2 separate regions of the Homo sapiens genome follow, and region 2 is linked to region 1. Evidence: chromatin loops called from intact Hi-C (ENCODE). Cell type or tissue: mesothelial cell of epicardium. All regions are shown on one strand. Each heading gives the region's core, and the rest is flanking DNA. Links, peaks and the distances in the headings are about the cores only.

What was found. Peaks named below come from ENCODE experiments on the same cell type or tissue, not always from the same donor. Only the 100,000 strongest peaks of a DNase experiment are listed, where the experiment ranks them.
Region 2: a loop joins it to region 1, with 23 times the contacts of the local background. A loop is called at or near these places in 4 of 110 quality-filtered maps.

The regions. Positions count from the first base shown.
Region 1 is chr3:65,157,803-65,166,272 of GRCh38, forward strand. LOC105377127 (a long non-coding RNA gene) reads right to left here. Exons shown (of 4, transcript XR_001740736.1): 2 at 7,935-8,109; 3 at 7,637-7,801; 4 at 3,825-3,911. Among named protein-coding and RNA genes, the nearest start is that of LINC02040, 13 kb to the right of the region's middle. In mesothelial cell of epicardium, for the core only: no CTCF peak of the experiment used is centred there; no DNase peak of the experiment used is centred there.
Region 2 is chr3:64,886,627-64,895,096 of GRCh38, forward strand. The region is part of intron 4 of ADAMTS9-AS2 (ADAMTS9 antisense RNA 2); the gene reads left to right. The region is part of intron 2 of LOC105377124 (a long non-coding RNA gene); the gene reads right to left. Among named protein-coding and RNA genes, the nearest start is that of ADAMTS9, 200 kb to the left of the region's middle. In mesothelial cell of epicardium, for the core only: no CTCF peak of the experiment used is centred there; a DNase peak (open chromatin) is centred at 3,576.

The DNA of each region.
Region 1 (8,470 bases), core at 3,693-6,192:
GGGATAGAAATAAAACATTAGCATTAGAATGTTAGAATAAAATGTGTGCATTAAATAAACAAAGATGTTTACCTGGAAAGGAACAGACTAGACCAACAAAAACCTCAACAGAATTGTTCAGGTTTAAAGCCATCTCCATTGCCAAAAGGCTCAATCTTTTGTTGATTGTCATCTTTTATTGTGACATTAGCTAGAAGAGTCAGAGGGGTTTGTGTGTGTGTGTTTGGTGGTGGCGGTGGGGGCGGGGGGTAGGTTGTTGTTTTTTACAAGGAGAGATCAATCTCTTTTTAACCATTCTCCATCTTAAGAAAAAAAGATTGCTTAAACTCTGAGAGGTATAGGATTTATTTAGGATGCCAGGGAGACAGATTTTAACTCGCTTAATCACAGTGAAATCTCACAATCTAAAATAATTACCAGTACTTGGCAGACAAACTATTATCTGTTGTAGATAATCAGTAGAGAGAACCAGGCTAGATGGTTAAGAATCTAAGACAGGCTTTTTGTTGTTGATCAAGAGGAGAATCATCAGGCCTGAATTATTCTCCCTAACTTCTTCTTTTTTTCTCTGCCAACCCAAGCTCAAAGTGAAATTACCACAGTATTTGTCTATATTTGTAGGTGAATCCCATCTCCATATGGTGTCTGTGAAGAAGTCTATTTATTTATCTAGATTATAACAGTGATATGTGATTAATATATTTTGTTTAATATATGTTTTCTGTGTGGCAAAAGAGTCTTGCTTTTTAAAAAATAAAAGAAATGGCCAGGTGCAGTGGCTCACGCCTGTAATCCCAGCACTTTGGGGGGCCAAGACAGGCGGATCATCTGAGGTCAAAAATTCCAGACCAGCCTGGCCAACATGGCGAAACCCTGTCTCTACTAAAAATACAAAAATTAGCCAGGTGTGGTGGCGGGTGCCTGTAATCTCAGCTACTCAGGAGTCTGAGGCAGGATAATAGCTTGAACCCAGGAGGCCAAGGCTGCAGGGAGCTGAGATCGTGCCACTGCACTCCAGCCTGGGCGACAGAGCGAGACTCTGCCTCAAAATAAATAAATAAACAAATAAATAAAATAACATAAAACAAAAAAGTAGTGAGTTCTGCTGAGTCATTCATCCACAAAGTCCTGAGAACAGCAATTGAGAACAGCTGGGGGAATGCCTTCATCTTTTTTTTTTTTTTTTCATTTAATAACGGCTTTGTTGAGATATAATGCACATACCATAAAATCCATCTTGTTAAAGTATACAATTCTGTGTTTTCAGCATATTCACAAAGGTGTGCAACATCACCACTATCTAATTCCAGAATATTGTCATTATCCCAAAAAGAATCCCCATGCCTGTTAGCAGCCATTCCCCACCTCCTCCTTCATCCAGCCCCTAGCAACAACTAACCCATCTCTGTCTCTATAAATTAGCCGATTCTGGACAATTCATATAAATGGAATGCTACAATATGCAGCCTTTTATGAAGGACTCCTTTCCCTTATTCAAGGTTCATCCATGTTGTAGAAGATAGAAGTATTTACTTCTTTGTTTGGCTAAGTAATACTATTGTATGTTCATACCATATTTTGTGTATCCATTCATCAATTGAGGGACATTTGTGTTGTTTCCACCTTTTGGCTGTTATTAATTCTATGAACATTCATGCAAAAGTTTTTATGTGAACATATGTTTTTAATTCTTTAGGGTCTATACCTAAAGTTGGAATTTCTGGGTCATATGGTACCTCTATCTTGAATTTGTGAGGAACTTCCAAACTGTCCTCAAAATGGTTGTACCATTTTGCATTCCCACCAGCAATGTATGAGAGTTCCAATTTCTCCACATCCTCACAACACTTGTTATTTTTGTCTTTTTGATATAGCCATCCTAATAAATGTGAAATGATATCTCATGTGGCATTGACGTACATTTCCCTAATGAATAATGATGTGGAACATCTTTTAATGTGCTTATTGGCTATTTATATATCGTTTTTGGAGGAAGATCTATTCAAATCCTTTTTCCATTTTTAAATTAGATGTTTCTTTTTATTGTTGAGTTGTAAAAAGTTCTTTAAATATTCTAGATACTAGACCCTTATCACATATGTGATTTGAAAATATATTCTCCATTATCTGGGTTGTCTTTTAATTTTATTGATGGTGTCCTTTGAAGCATAAAAGTTTTTAATTTTGATGGCATCCAATTTCTTTTTCTGTTGCTTATGCCATTGGTGTTATTTCTAAGAAACCATATCTAATCCAATGTCACAAAAAATTAATTTTGGTTCTTACATTTAAATTTATGATCTGTTGCAAATTAATTTTTGTATATCATGTGAAGTAGGGAGAACAACTTCATTCTATTGCATGTGGGTATCCAGTTGTCTCAGCATCATTTGATGAAAAGACTGCTTTTCTTATTAAATTGGCACTCTTGGCAAAAATCAATTAATTATAAATGCTAGGGTTTTTTCCTAGGCTTTTAATTCTACATTATTCATGTACTTGTCTTGTTTGTCTATCTTTATGGCAGTACTATATCATCTCGATTAATATAAATTCATAGGAAGATTCGAAATCAGAAAGTGCAAAGCCTACAACTTCATTCTGCTTTTTCAAGATTGGTTTGGTTATTCTGGGCCCCTTGCATTTCCACATGAACTTCAGGATTTGCTTTTCCATTTATGCAAAGAAGGGCAGCTTGGATTTGAAAGAGACTGCATTGAATATGTAGACCAATTTGGGGAGTATTGCCATTTTAACAGTATTAATTCTTACAATCTATAAACATGGAATGTCTTCCCACTTATTTAGGTATTTCTTAACTTCACTGAAATGGTTTTTAGTTTTCAGTGCCAAATCTCACAATTCTTTTGTGAAATTTATTCCTCCTAAGTATTTTATTCCTTTTTGTGCTATTGTAGAGAGAATTTCTTTCTTGATTTCATTTTCAATTTGTCCATTGCTGGTGTATATAACTGAGTTTTGTGTATTGATCTTGTGTCCTGCAACTTTACTGAACTTCTTTATTAACTCCAATAATTCTTTTGTGGATTCACTATGATTTTTTATATAGAATTTCTGTGGCTTTTTAGAGTCCCAGGAATATGTCAGAGCCCTTCAAAGACCCCTGCAAATGTCTCATTCCTCAGTTTTTCCATTTAAGTTTCTTGGTCAACCTCTCGTTAGCCCCAACTGGTAATGGCACCTCAGACAGCTGTAATATTAAACATTTGCTGCCAATTGTTTTCAACAAGTATCTTGAAGATAACACTATTCATACAGAGTGAGTTCTGAATCAAGTCAAATAAACACAAGCCCTGAGAATGGAGCTTTTCAGCAAGCTTTCAGACAAGCCAAATAGTGGAAATTCTCTGGGGATCAGGCTTTAGGAAAACTCCAAACCTATTTTTTCCCTTCCAGTGGCTGATAGGCTACTGGTTTTCACAGCAATCATAACTGTAATCCTGATGGTTTTCAAGGCTACTATGGCTGGGGAAGAGGAAAGAATTATAAATTTTAAAGTGCTATAAATCTAATTGTTCTTACAAAGTTTCAATTATTTTTCTTAAATAAACACTCCTCAGATTGTTGTAAGCCTTTAGTTATTTCTAGAGTTCTTCAAAAGTTGATTTTGACAGGTTTTTTGTTGGTTTGGTTGGTTGGTTTTATTTGTTTATTTGTTTGTTTGCAAGTGTTCTTATTTCTTCATTTCTTTTATGAAGAAGTGAATTTTCAGAGATCCTTAATCATTCTAGAAGTCAGCCCAATGCATTTATTTATTTATTTATTTATTTATTTATTTATTTATTGAGATTCTTACTGCAGAATTCCGAAAAGAGCAATCAAAGATAGAACTTGAGCCAGTAGAAAATGCACTTAATAAGAATTGGGCATTGATGGAGTAGTTGTCAATTCTAAAAAACAAAGAAAAATTAATTTGCCAATTTAAAGTACTTGAAATATTTTTAAGTGATGCAGCACATTCTTTATAAGTTTCTTTTCTATTTGCTTACTATCAATTAAGATCCAAATAGTATTGGAAGTAATGTCCTTAGAATACTAAGCATGCAAATCCATTATTACGTTTCTTCATGATACTCACTAGTGAGAGTGAGAAGGGGAGATTCCCTGTTTTTACTACTTTTTCTACGCCCAAAGGATGTCAACATAGCTGTGCTACCAAAGTGAGGCATGTTGTGGCAACTTCCAGAGATGAAGCAAGGTGCTGAGAAAAATTAAACTCTTTCATGCTTGCCCTAAAAACTTAACCCTTTAGTGTGATGTCAATATCTCAGGGATTCCCTCTAATTCACTGGAGGAAGAAAAAGTCTCACCAATATTATCAATAACATACATTATGCAGTATGGATTTTGTAGGGGCTAAGTTTTTTTTTTCTTGATAGCCCTTTCTATCCAACTTTCAAGGTTAAATCTAAAAATGTGTGTAAAGTGCTATATGAAATAGCAACGTTTCAATATAATTCTTATATTTCAGGATGTGTTACAGAGCAGCTGATGGCCCCCAGGGAATCTATCCTTATCACTTCCAAAATTGATTGGTGCTGTTAGCAGAAGGTAGCAGAAGTTATTTTCCTTCAGATATCTCCAAAGCACAGCACTTGCTCCTTCTATATTTATAACTTAGGCACCCTAATCAACAGCTGCTTCAATGTGATGGGAGCAAACCAAGATTCTCAGCTTAGATATGGGCAAGCTTTGAGACAGAATAAAAGCATACTATGTTCCTTTCCTTGATTCAGCTAATTGCTGAATGACATTTTAATAAGCATCTGAGGTAAGACAAACCTGCCATTTATATTAAGATCAGCTTTGAGCTGTAGACAAGAATTTGGACTATAGAATTCAGCAGGAACACCCAGATACCAAAGCTGCACAAAATGACAAAAAAAAAAAAAAACTGATCCTTGCATATCTTTGAAGTCCATAACCAAGGGACAGGAAAATTTTATCTACTTCCTATAAGAAAAGGCAGTTTCCAAGGGTGGAGCAAGGATAATTTCATGCTGTTAAAATTCTAATTAGAAATTCCTATTTGAAGACTCTGGTAGTTCTTTGCCATCCTTTTTCTGGACTAACATTTTAGATGCTTGGGTTGTGATCTTCCAGCAAACCTTATTTCAAGATAGGCCCTTTCATCTTTCAAGTGGCTTCGGGGCATCCTTCTCAGTGCCAAGATCACAGTTATCTATTGCACAAATGAGGCCAAATGAGGATGCCACTTGGCCTTCCTTTCACAAACATCTTTCCTGCCCATGAAAAAGCAACAAAGCAGTGAATGGTTCAATGGCATCTGAAGCATATAAATTGTAAATTTCCCCACACAAGGAAATCAATAGGTATTTTCAAAAAGTCAAAGAGTTTCCTTCTATACTAACAAGCTGAATCCACTGGGGGAAAGAAGTGTTGGAAGATCCCACTTCTGTGTTGAGTATGTTGTTATAGTCCCCTGGCTTGTTTTCCTACACAAAGATTGAATTCTGAGAGAAGACAATTTTCCTGTAAAACAAGCAATGCAGTCCTTAGCCAATGTGACCTTGAACCAGTCCAAGCTTTATTGGCTTTAATCTCCTTATATACAAATGGGAATAATAACAGTATCTGCCCCCAACAGATTGTAATGAGGCCTGAGTTCCTGTAAAATGCCTACCCTACTGCCTGGCTCCTAGTCAATGCCCAGTAAATGGTATCTCTGAAGTTAACAAGGTCTATATTGATGTTGGTGGTGACTGATGATGATAAGCTGATACTGAATATTAGCTGATATTGAAATTTAGCTCAGAATCTCCCTATTCTTCCGATCATGCCCTTTCTACATCCCTAACAATGTTTGTTCCTCAGCACTCAGTTAACTCAGATCCCACCCCCAGATAGAAATAGAATGCCACAGCTTAATAAGTTTGAATGTCTGCAATTTAAAGAGGACTACAAGAAAACAATGAATAAAGTACTCCACAGGGTGAGTTTAGGTGCCAGAGCATTTCTCCAGAGCAACTTTTTATGGGTAGCCAGGGAGGAAGAAATGAATGAGACCAAGTTAAAGTAGAAGAAACAGAGCTCAATTCAAAGCCCACCTGGATAGATGGTTTTGTGAGGTTGATTCCTGGATATCACTACAATGAACACCTTTGTTGGAAGAGCTGAGCCATGGAGACTTTTGCTAATGTTGGTTGATTAGATTATTACACAAAGCAGCATAGAAGGCAGCCTTCCCTCCTGCCCCTTTGCCCTCCTCCTCTTAATTTTGTAGATTGATTTGACCACTCATCAGTTAATTAAGATATTTATTCCCTGCACTAGGGTTACCCTACTTATCAGATGATAATAAAACTCATTTGAAAACTAAAGAGAAACATTTAATTCCAAGTCATATACAAAAGCGCATTTATAGATAGATATCTTGAGGAAAAGCAAGATCTGAACTTCTAAAATTTAAATTCCAAGGTTTGAGGGCAGGAGGGGTTATTTTTACTGTATTTCAAAGATGCAGGCATTCATGATTAAAATTTTTTTTTCTGATACATTAAAGAGGATTGATCTGGTAGAGGAATAATCATACAGAAGTTGAAGTCTAAAGTTCTGAATTCAAAGTCTGACTCTAATGAGCTCTGTTACCAGAGAAAGTCATTTAATTTCTCCATGCTCCGTTCTCTCACTTGTAAAATGAAAGTGCTTGATAGCCTATTTTCTTTTGTGCATGTACATTTTACAATCGTTATACATGTTCATCATTTTTTTAACACATGGGTATGTCAAGATAACAGCAAAGTTCTCCCTACTCATTACCCAACAGTCTCACTACTCAGAGGTAACTATAGTTAACTGTTTGTATACATTCATATATGTGAAGACATGAAGACATATATTTTACAGAAAAAATGATTCCACTATGTCAAACGTTGTGCAATTGCTTTTTTATTCCTAATAATATTTTCCTAAGCCTCATTTTAAGTGAGTTCAGGTAAATCTACTTTAAATACTACATAACATTACATTATGTCATGGTTTATTTAACTTTTCATTGATTTACAAATTTAGGTTATTTCTGTTTTCGTTTTTTAGCTGATGCAAATAAAGCAGCAATGAATTTTCTTGGGCAACTATCATGTGCACTTAGGCTCATATACCAGTTGACTGGATATCATAGAATGCTTCTGAGAAATTGATTTTTTTTTCTCTCCTAGACCATGGTTTTTGGTCTAAAAATGTGTATAGAAAGCTTCAGCAAGTGACTCAGAACACCATCTCTCTTGTCCTCTCTTTCTCTCTCTCTCAAAAAAACATGCAAATATGACATTATGACATTTTACTGCAAACCTGACAGAAACCCACATGAAAGCCTGCATAAGGGTTTTCAGAAAGTTTTATTTAATATTGTCAATAATGGCATACAGTTTAAACTGCCAAATCCCTCAGAACTTTAGAGAAATATTTAGAAATTGATGAATGTTAATAACAACAATGTAATGACATAGTCGGGGGTTGGGGGGGAGATGATAATTTGTTAAAGAAAAACATGCAGAGCTCAGCTGAGAAGAAAAATCCCCTTTTCTGACTGACACAACTGAGCAAAGAGAATCATTCAACTTCAAAGCCAAAACAAAAAAACTTAACTACTTACCATAATTTGGGAGTAAAGATTGACAGTTTGCAGCAAAAGTTAATCTCCTGATTCATGTTGAAGGCATTGACTCAATAGAGTACCATCATTTATAGTATTGCCTATGAGTTAATAAAATTTGCTATTGGAGAGTTTACAACTTCCTCTGTTTAAGAACAAAGGTTCCTTAAAAAAAAAAGAAGATGTAATTTTACTTATGCCTCTTTCAACTCAAACACTGCACAAGCGAACAACATATGGTAATTCAAACCAATAAAAGTTACTACAAAGAAAAGAATATGATGGATGGCCTGTTCACCTGTTTCTGAAGGTAGAGTATCATCAAGTTGGAGAAAAGGAAGTCAGGTAGAAATGGCATGACCACCATCTTATTTTCTTCCATCACTGCATTTATCCAACAATGCCCATTTACCGTACATGCACTTAATTTTTATTGTAACCATCCATATTCATCTCAGAGTGAGATGTATTTCCTAGGTGTGAGGGAAGATTTCCAAATTAATAAGTTATTTCTGCATCAAAATTCTCTGAAAGGATTATGAAGAGTGTGATGAGAAAAATCACACTTTCAACCCTAGTCTGAAACAGCACAATATATACTTTTGTTTTTTTTAAAGAAACTTCTTGTAAGGGGCCAAAACAATTAAAGAAACCATTCTGGGATGGTCAACTAGTCACCCCAAGCAGTTTCTTCTTTCTTTATAGCTGCATCTTTGAGACAGTTGTAGAATATGACAAATTAAAAGAGACCAGGGCTGATAGTTTCACAAAAATTACAGTTTCATAAAAATTATTAATGTAATTTTGAAATTATTTACATTAATGAACTCCAAA
Region 2 (8,470 bases), core at 2,148-4,647, 270 kb before region 1:
GAATGCACACAGTATGAATCGTATTCTCTGATAATGTCTGTGGATATATTTGACTGATTTGCCTCTTAGATGATGAAGTCTGATGTCTCCATGGAAATTCCATTTGAGAGAGATTTAAAAATTAAACATCATGAATATTAAGCAGTGCTGCCTGGAAGTTCAGCTCCAAGTGACTTAATCACTTTGTCTGCAGTTTTCCTTAAAGAAGCCATTGTTTGAACTAGGAAGGCATTTGTTTTTCTAAATAGAAAAAATTAAAAGCTAAATATCAATACTGTGTGAAACAATCCCTTGACATGTTGAATTGTAATGTTCTTAAAAAAAATTCACCCTACCAAGGCCACCTTTAGAAAACAAGATTATTTCTTAGTGGCATCTCTCTGCTTTCAGGAACATTGCATTAGAGTTTCCAAAGAATGCATGGCCCATGCAGGTTGATTTGCATTAAGTCCATTTTGCTGGCCGGGCGCGGTGGCTCAAGCCTGTAATCCCAGCACTTTGGGAGGCCAAGACGGGCGGCTCACGAGGTCAGGAGATCAAGACCACCCTGGCTAACACGGTGAAACCCTGTCTCTACTAAAAATACAAAAAAAATTAGCCGGGCGTGGTGGCAGGCACCTGTAGTCCCAGCTACTCGGGAGGCTGAGGCAGGAGAATGGCATGAACTTGGGAGGCGGAGCGTGCAGTGAGCTGAGATTGTGCCACTGCACTCCAGCCTGGGCGACAGAGCGAGACTCCGTCTCAAAACAAAAAAAACGTCCATTTTGCTGTTCTTGGCGCTTTGTCAGAAAAGAGAATCATAGGTCATAAAAAATCCCATTCAAAATTAGGAAGACCATTCCAATAATTGGGATAAAAATAACAATGTAGTAGGGGCAAAGATACTAAGAAAAATTATCCCAAACTTGGAAATAAAGCAAAAAGATTACTGTGAGCCCCTTCAAAGTGATATTACTAACTATGCTAATTAGCCCACCTAAACAGATACAAAACAAACACCATAATAGACAATCTGAAAGGCTAGTGAAAAAAATATTTGGATTACTGAATATTTTCATACTTTGTAACACAAGTAAGACAGAAAAATCTCAAAGGCTAATGAAAAAATTATTTGGATTACTGAATATTCACACACTTTGTAAATATTAAGAGAGTAAGAGAGTCAAAACCAGGACCAGTACTAGAAGCTGTGAGTTGCCTATTTCATTAGCCAGACCACCTTTAATTGAGTTCCTTGTGGTAATTCAATAACTAGGCCACATTGGATCAAGTCCAAAGCCAGGAGGTCTTGTACCAATTTCTGCCCTATGGTAGATAGTGAGGCTTCCCACCTATAATCTAAGCATAGTATATCAGTTAGTTAGAATACAATTAACTAAAGACATCGCTAGCTAATAGTGAGGCTTCCCACCTATAATCTAAGCATAATATGTTAATTTAGCTAATGCAATTAACTAAAGACATCGCTAGCTAATAAACATGTAAAAGCAATAACATTACGTGTATTTAGCATTTTAGAGTTTGGAAGTAATTTCTCACAAGTCTTAGTACCCCAACTTTGGAAGGGAGGCACTATTACCTTCATTTTATAAATAAGGATGAAGATGCCTGGGGAGGTCAAGAATTACTTGGTCTATAAAGTTCAAAGCTGGGAATGGAACTCAAGTCTTTTGTGAGTTGTAAGCAAGGCTGTGTGGTCAAACACAGCTACAGTTTAGTTATGATTTCAACACTTACTGGTTGAGTAACCTTGGTAAGTCAGTTCACTTTTCTGAACTCAGTTTCTTCATCTTTAATAAAGGGAAAACACTATTACTAAGTCAGTGTTGATTTTTAAAAAGCATTAAAATAGATCATTCACTTAAAACACTTATCACATTGTCTGGCTCACAGTAAGCACTCAATAAATCTTAGCTGTATACGAAAAGAAAATGAAATGACAGTACAAAGTTGATTTCAAAAGATTCCCTCAACATATTCAAGGGGAGATACTGAAACTACTTAATGTAGTTCAATGCCCAATTCCCAAAAAGATAAATTATATTAAGAACGCAAGTGAAAATTAGTATGGTATATGATGTTACATAGAAATATACAGTTCATCATGTTTACTCTGATTAATAAGGCAGGAAGGTGAATGAACATATCAGAAAGCTTCTGAACAACAGCATTGGGGCAATAAACTTATTTCTAGTTAGTCTTCAGTTAGCCTGAAAATCAGTAGACATTTTGGTTTATATATGTTACATATGTTTCTACAGTTTTTTTTAAGAACAGGGGCTTAAAAATAATTAAAAGAGTGAAATTTCAAGATTATTTGAGAGCAACCAGGATTCCCTTTTCTGGAGCCTCTACTAGTAGTGATTCACAGTAACATTTACTTGACCTTCCAGTAAAGGCTTCAGTTTATTTAGGGAAATGAGAAAGACGGGAACATTAAAGAAATCATAGAGTCACAGAGGCTGCCAGGGTTGGCAAAATGATTCCAAACTCAGCAGCCTTGTGCCTTAAGCCCCTTTCAAAAAACAGGCTCCTGGCAAATCCAGGGCAGACCACCAAGCTATTTGCAGGCAAGTTTTACAGCGCAAAGCAGGCCAAACTTAACTGTTAGAACCATGATGCTCAAGTGGCATTGAAAAGGCGGTACTGAAAGGAGTCCTTAGGAGCTAGCAGTGATGGGCTTTTAATTTAGGGAAGGTAAGAATGCACTGATACAGCTGGAAACACAGTAGCAGTACATTTTCCTAAGATAAAATTCACCTATGTCACTTTCTGAGTAAGACATAACAGGGACCAGCAGAGGATTCTCAATTTTGTTTTCTTTTTAAATTATTTTTATTTTTTTTGAGACAGGGTCTTGCTCTGTCACCCAGGCTGGAGTGTAGTGGTGCAATCACAGGCTCACTGCAGCCCCAACTTCCTGGGCTCAAGCCATTCTCCCACCTCAGTCTCCCGAGTAGCTGGGACCACAGGTGTGTGCCACCATGCCTGGCTAATTTTTTTTTTTTTTTTCATTTTTCTTAGAGACAAGGTCTCACTATGTTGCCTAGCCTGATCTTGAACTTCTGGGCTCAAGCGATTCTCCTGCCTTGGCCTCTCAAAGTGCTGGGATTACATTCATAAGCCACCATGCTCAGCCTTTTTTATTTTTTAAAATCTTCATCATTTTATAAATAGTTCCTCAAAACAAATCAACAAAAATCCCTCTTGCATTGCCTTATTATAAAGACAATGTATTTCCTTCCTTTTTTTAAAAAAAAAAAAGTTTACATGAGCCTATTTCCTTAAAAAAGATCTTTTTGGGAACTTCATTGATAAGCAATGAAAACCCAGTGACCTATTTATCCTGGAATCTCATTACCAGAAGCCCTTTCCAGCCATTACTAATATTAATATTATTAAACGTCAACATTTCAGAACAGTTTATTCTGGGTTGTCTGCGATGGAGAAAGGGATGAGAACCATTTTCAAGGGCTTTTCTCGTGACATTTGCTCCTCTGCTCCCGGAGAGAACACGTCAGCTCCCTCCATCCACAGCTGCACATGCGTCTGCTCTGATTGCAGTACCCGGGGAATGCGTCCTCAGCCCTCAGAGGGACCACCAGTGTTATCTCAGACCTGGCAACGAGCCACCAGCGGGCAACAGTTTTTAAACAGATTGGTTCCTTCCTGGTCCTCACAGCAAAGAAAAATAAGGGTTGATTGAAGAAACTGTAGGAGAACAAAAGGTGTCAGGAAAAGGCCCCTAAACTTGGAAATCAGGCAGAAAGATTACTGTGAGCCTTTCAAAGTCATACTAACTATTCTAACAAGCCACATAAGGGTCATATGACTCTCTCAGGCTGCGCTGTTCTTTATGGTAGCCACTAGTCATTTGTGGCTCTTTAAACCTGAATTAATCAAAATTAAATAAAATTAATTTAGTTCCTCAGTCATTCTAGCCACACATCAAGGGCTCAATGCCTACATGAAGCTGGTGGCTATCACATTAGGAAGCACAGCTAGAGAACATTTCCGTCATTGCAGAAAGTTCTGTTGGACAGCTGCTCTAAAGGAAGGGAAGGTTCCCTTAAAATTGACTATTAATTACAGCTCAGACTCTGTAAAGTTAGACTTTAACTGGTTGAAGGCTGTTAATTGCAAATGACTTTTGTTCTCTAGAGATGTAAATCACTTTTATCCAGAAGGAAAGATAGCCCTACAGGTTACTCTTTTTCTTTTTCTTTTTTTGCCTTAAAGGAAATTAACCAATTTTGCATCTAAATTTGCAACCTTGTTCCAGGATTTTTAACTGACTAAATATATATCAGTTTTTTATATCTTCCTTTAAACCAGCTTTGTCATCATGCTGTGTCCTCTCTTCCTTGCTACTGAGTTAAAGAAATCCTTGACATGTGCTCACCATATATGTGAGAGGATCATGTTTCTAACTTTTTAAAAATTATACTCTGACAAAGGGATTGAACAGATGCACCTGGTAGGAATTTGATTTAAATAGGTTCTAAATTCAATATTGGGCAGATTGTTCTCTTGGCAAAATTTATATAAGTGCTTCTTGGCTTTTCCAACAACTCAGCAGTATGGCACAGAGATTGAGTCCAGACTTTGAAAAGCTGGGTCAAGGTCCACAGAGGCTACTGTCAGGATGATACACAAGAAAGTAGTAGAAACAAACTAAAAGAGAAAGAGTGGAGGGGGGTGGAAACTTTTCTTTCTCTTTTTTTTTTTTTTTTTTTTTTTTTTTTTTTTCCGAGATGGAGTTTCACTCTTGTTGCCCAGGCTGGAGCGCAATGGTGTGATCTCAGCTCACTGCAACCTCTGCCTCCCGGGTTCAAGTGATTCTCCAGCCTCAGCCTCCCAACTAGCTGGGATTACAGGCATGCGCCTTCATGGCTGGCTAATTTTGTATTTTTAGTAGAGACCGGGTTTCTCCATGTTGGTCAGGCTGGTCTGGAACTCCCGACCTCAGGTGATCTGCCCGCCTCGGCCTCCCAAAGTGCTGGGATTACAGGCGTGAGCCACCACGCCCTGCATCTATTTTGTATAATACTATATAGCTTCATTTTTTAAAGTAATGAGCCCACAGAAATACATAAAGTAAAAATAAAAGTTGCATATACAGAGAGGCAACTTAGTATTGTGACTAAGAAGATTTTGACAACACACATAACACGATTAAAGTCAACACTCTACCACTTACTAGCTGTGGGATCTTAAGTTATCTGATTTCTTTGAACCTCAGTTTCCTCATCTATAAAATAAAAATCATAACAACTAGATTATAGGGCAGTTGTGATGACGAAATTAGATAATGTCTGGCACATAGTAAGGACTGGATCAATACCAGTTATTCTTGTTATCACTTCAGGAAACCTAGAATTCCATAAAGTAATTCATTGAAAAGGCAACATCTAACATCTCCCATCTGATTTTGAAAATTCATAAGAATTTTGCATTCTCCTCCACGCTTTCATTTTAATTTGTACATAATTTCCTCCCAAATGCATCCAGTAAAGATGTGCCATATTTATATTGACTTTACCTATTCTTAAGCCCAGGGTATCATCAGAAGTACACATACCCTAGACAGGAAAGTATGGCATCCGTGATAGATGTTAGGTTATAGGTTCAATTTTTCTGAAATGAAACTTATTTTAGTTGACTTTGAAGAATCAAGAACATCAAATAAGATACAGAGAAACATATACATACCAGTACCAGTAACACCACCACCACCACCACTACCGAAACAATGACCAGACACTACCTAAAACTTAGCAGAATTTGCCATTTTGAAAAATTATTGCTGGTAAAGGGAAAGAGGAAAGAAAAAGAATTTCAAGAGAAAGTGAAAGAGGCTAGGATGGGGGCAGAGGAGTTGTTTTCTCTGCCTTCTAGAATACATAATTTAAAGCAATTTGACTGTTAGTATATAGAAGATCCCAGAGAAGGGAAGTTCATAAGCAAATGCCTCTCCAAAGAACCCAAAGCAGCCCTGAGAGATTCTCTAGGAGAATCCCTCTCCCAGGCCCAGCCCCCAAGGGGCATATAACCAAGGTTCTGCTGCTTTGCCGATGGTAGTGTGGAGATACCATTATGTGTGCCTGTAGATTTCTCAAGAAGTTAGGATAGGAGGAGAAACCAGCAAATAGTAAATCTTTTAGTCCCATATACTTGTCACTGACTCCCATTACTCAGAAGGAAGTCCAAGCTCAACAGGTCTGACGAGTCCCACCTGGATTCTGGCATTCAAATGTCATAAGTGCTCTACCTTGTTCTCTCTGGACTCTGGCATTCAAATGATGTCATAAGTGCTCTCCATCTTTTCAGCAGACCCTCCTCCTGGCAGGGAATGCTTGCATTGGACATAGTTAGCTACCACACAGAAAGAGCTCACCCTCTACCTGTGTCTATGCAGCCATATCCATCCAGCACAGGACACTGATTGGCTCATCTTGAAACGCACCCCTAACAATGAGCCAATCACCACAGTCATGGGAATCAAATACTTTCATTGGCTAGTCTGGGTCACATGACCACCCCTGGGGCCAATAGTTGAAATCAAGCACATCTGAACCAAAGGAACTGACCATGATTTCCACAGTATGAAGGAGGAATTGTGCCCCTAAAAGATGCCGGGCAGTCTTGGTTCCGAAGAGAATGGAAAAAACTATTATGTATGAATGTACATAACAGCATTAGTCACAATAGCCAAAAGGTAAAACAATGCAAATGTCCATCAATTGATGAATTATGGCATATTTATACAATGGAATATTGTTCAACCATTAAAAGGAATGAAGTACTGAATCTATAACATGCTTGAACCTTGAAAACATTATGCTATATGAAAGTAGCCAGTCACAAGAGGCTACGTATTCTTTGTCCACTTATATGAAATGTTAGACTAGGCTAATGCATAGAAACAGGAAATAGTGATTGCGAGGGGCTTGGAGGAGAGGGAATGAAGAGTAATGGTTAATGGGTATGGAGCTGCTTTTTGGGATGATGAAAACGTTCTAGAATTCAATAGTGGTGACAGTTGCACAATTCGGTGAATATTCTAAAAACCACTGAACCTGTATTTAAAAGGGTAAATTTTAGGGCATGTGAATTATATCTTATCTCAATAAAGCAAAAATACCATTGCTCCAACACTAATGTCTTCACCAGGTGAAGTGGTGGGGCTGAATAGTGCTGGCATTACCACTAGATGGAATGAGAGCTAATGGTAAATTCGTAGCAAGTATTAAGTGAAAGAATTTTTGCTAAAATAGTCCTCTCGTTCACATTTACCCAGTCCCCTTAAAGGATCCTTTAGTATTACTTTTATTTTATTAGTCTCCATACTATATTACTCAAAAGAGTATTACCATATTACTGAAGAGTCCTTCCCTTGGACATAAACAGTCTTTGGCTGTCAGTGCCCTTTAAATGGTTTCTGCTCCCTGTAGCCCATTATTTTAAGAAACTTGTTCAGCCTCTACTTCCTGAGATTCTTCCCATACATTGCTTAGCATACTGCGTGGGAACATGGCAGGCACTCAGTAACTGTTAACTCCCAGTGCTATTATTACTGATCCAACTCTGGGGTCATCATAAAGAGGCCAATTCCTAGTATTGCTTAGGCTTCTTGGAAAAAAGCCAGTTGAGTGTTTTTTTGGATCCCGGCAGTCAACAGGATGCATCACTACCCCGTAAGTTCGTTGAAGCAGTCATTTTTTAATGAATGGAGGTAAGGGTGTGGCTTAGGAAACACACAGGAGGTAGCGAGGCACCCAGAGACTGACAAACCTAAGCAGTCATGAGCATCCCTTGGGCTGAAGATAGGGGAGGAAGTATTGTTTCAGAATTTGAGGAAGGAAGGCAGAAATCCTCCAACTTGTCTCTCCCACCTTCTCATTTCCTTGTCAGGGTTGTTTTCTAGCTGAACTCAACTTGAAGCTAGCTGGCCAAGGAGAGCGTGAGATGCAGTCTACAGGTGTCAGCCTCCCAGGGCAAGAGATAGGTGAACCATTACTCTAGAGAGAGAGAGAGAGAATAACTATGTTTTAAAAACCTGGAGTCAAATATATGGTTAATTACCCATTCACTCCTGGTGGTTGAAATTCTCTTTAAATAGGAGGCCTGTCATGGTTCTGAGTTCTGGCAACCTCCTTCCCTTCATTAGTAAATGCTGCCATTAAAACAACAACCTAAGCAAGTTGGAGAATAGGCAAAGGCAACTTGAGCTACTTAATTTCAAAACTCCAGCTTTTTGAACAGCACTAAAGTCTGTTTCTCATAGAAGGCAAATTAGTTAATTTCAAATGTGGTCTGTGAATATCAACAGACCACCCAAATGTTTACATATTTTATACCGTCCTTCTAGTGGGTTTCAAAAAAATAATTTAAAACCCAGCTAGTTTGAGAGAAAAAGGGGGCACTCATGCATATAAATTGTCTGCATTAAGGGCCAGTTCCATATTAA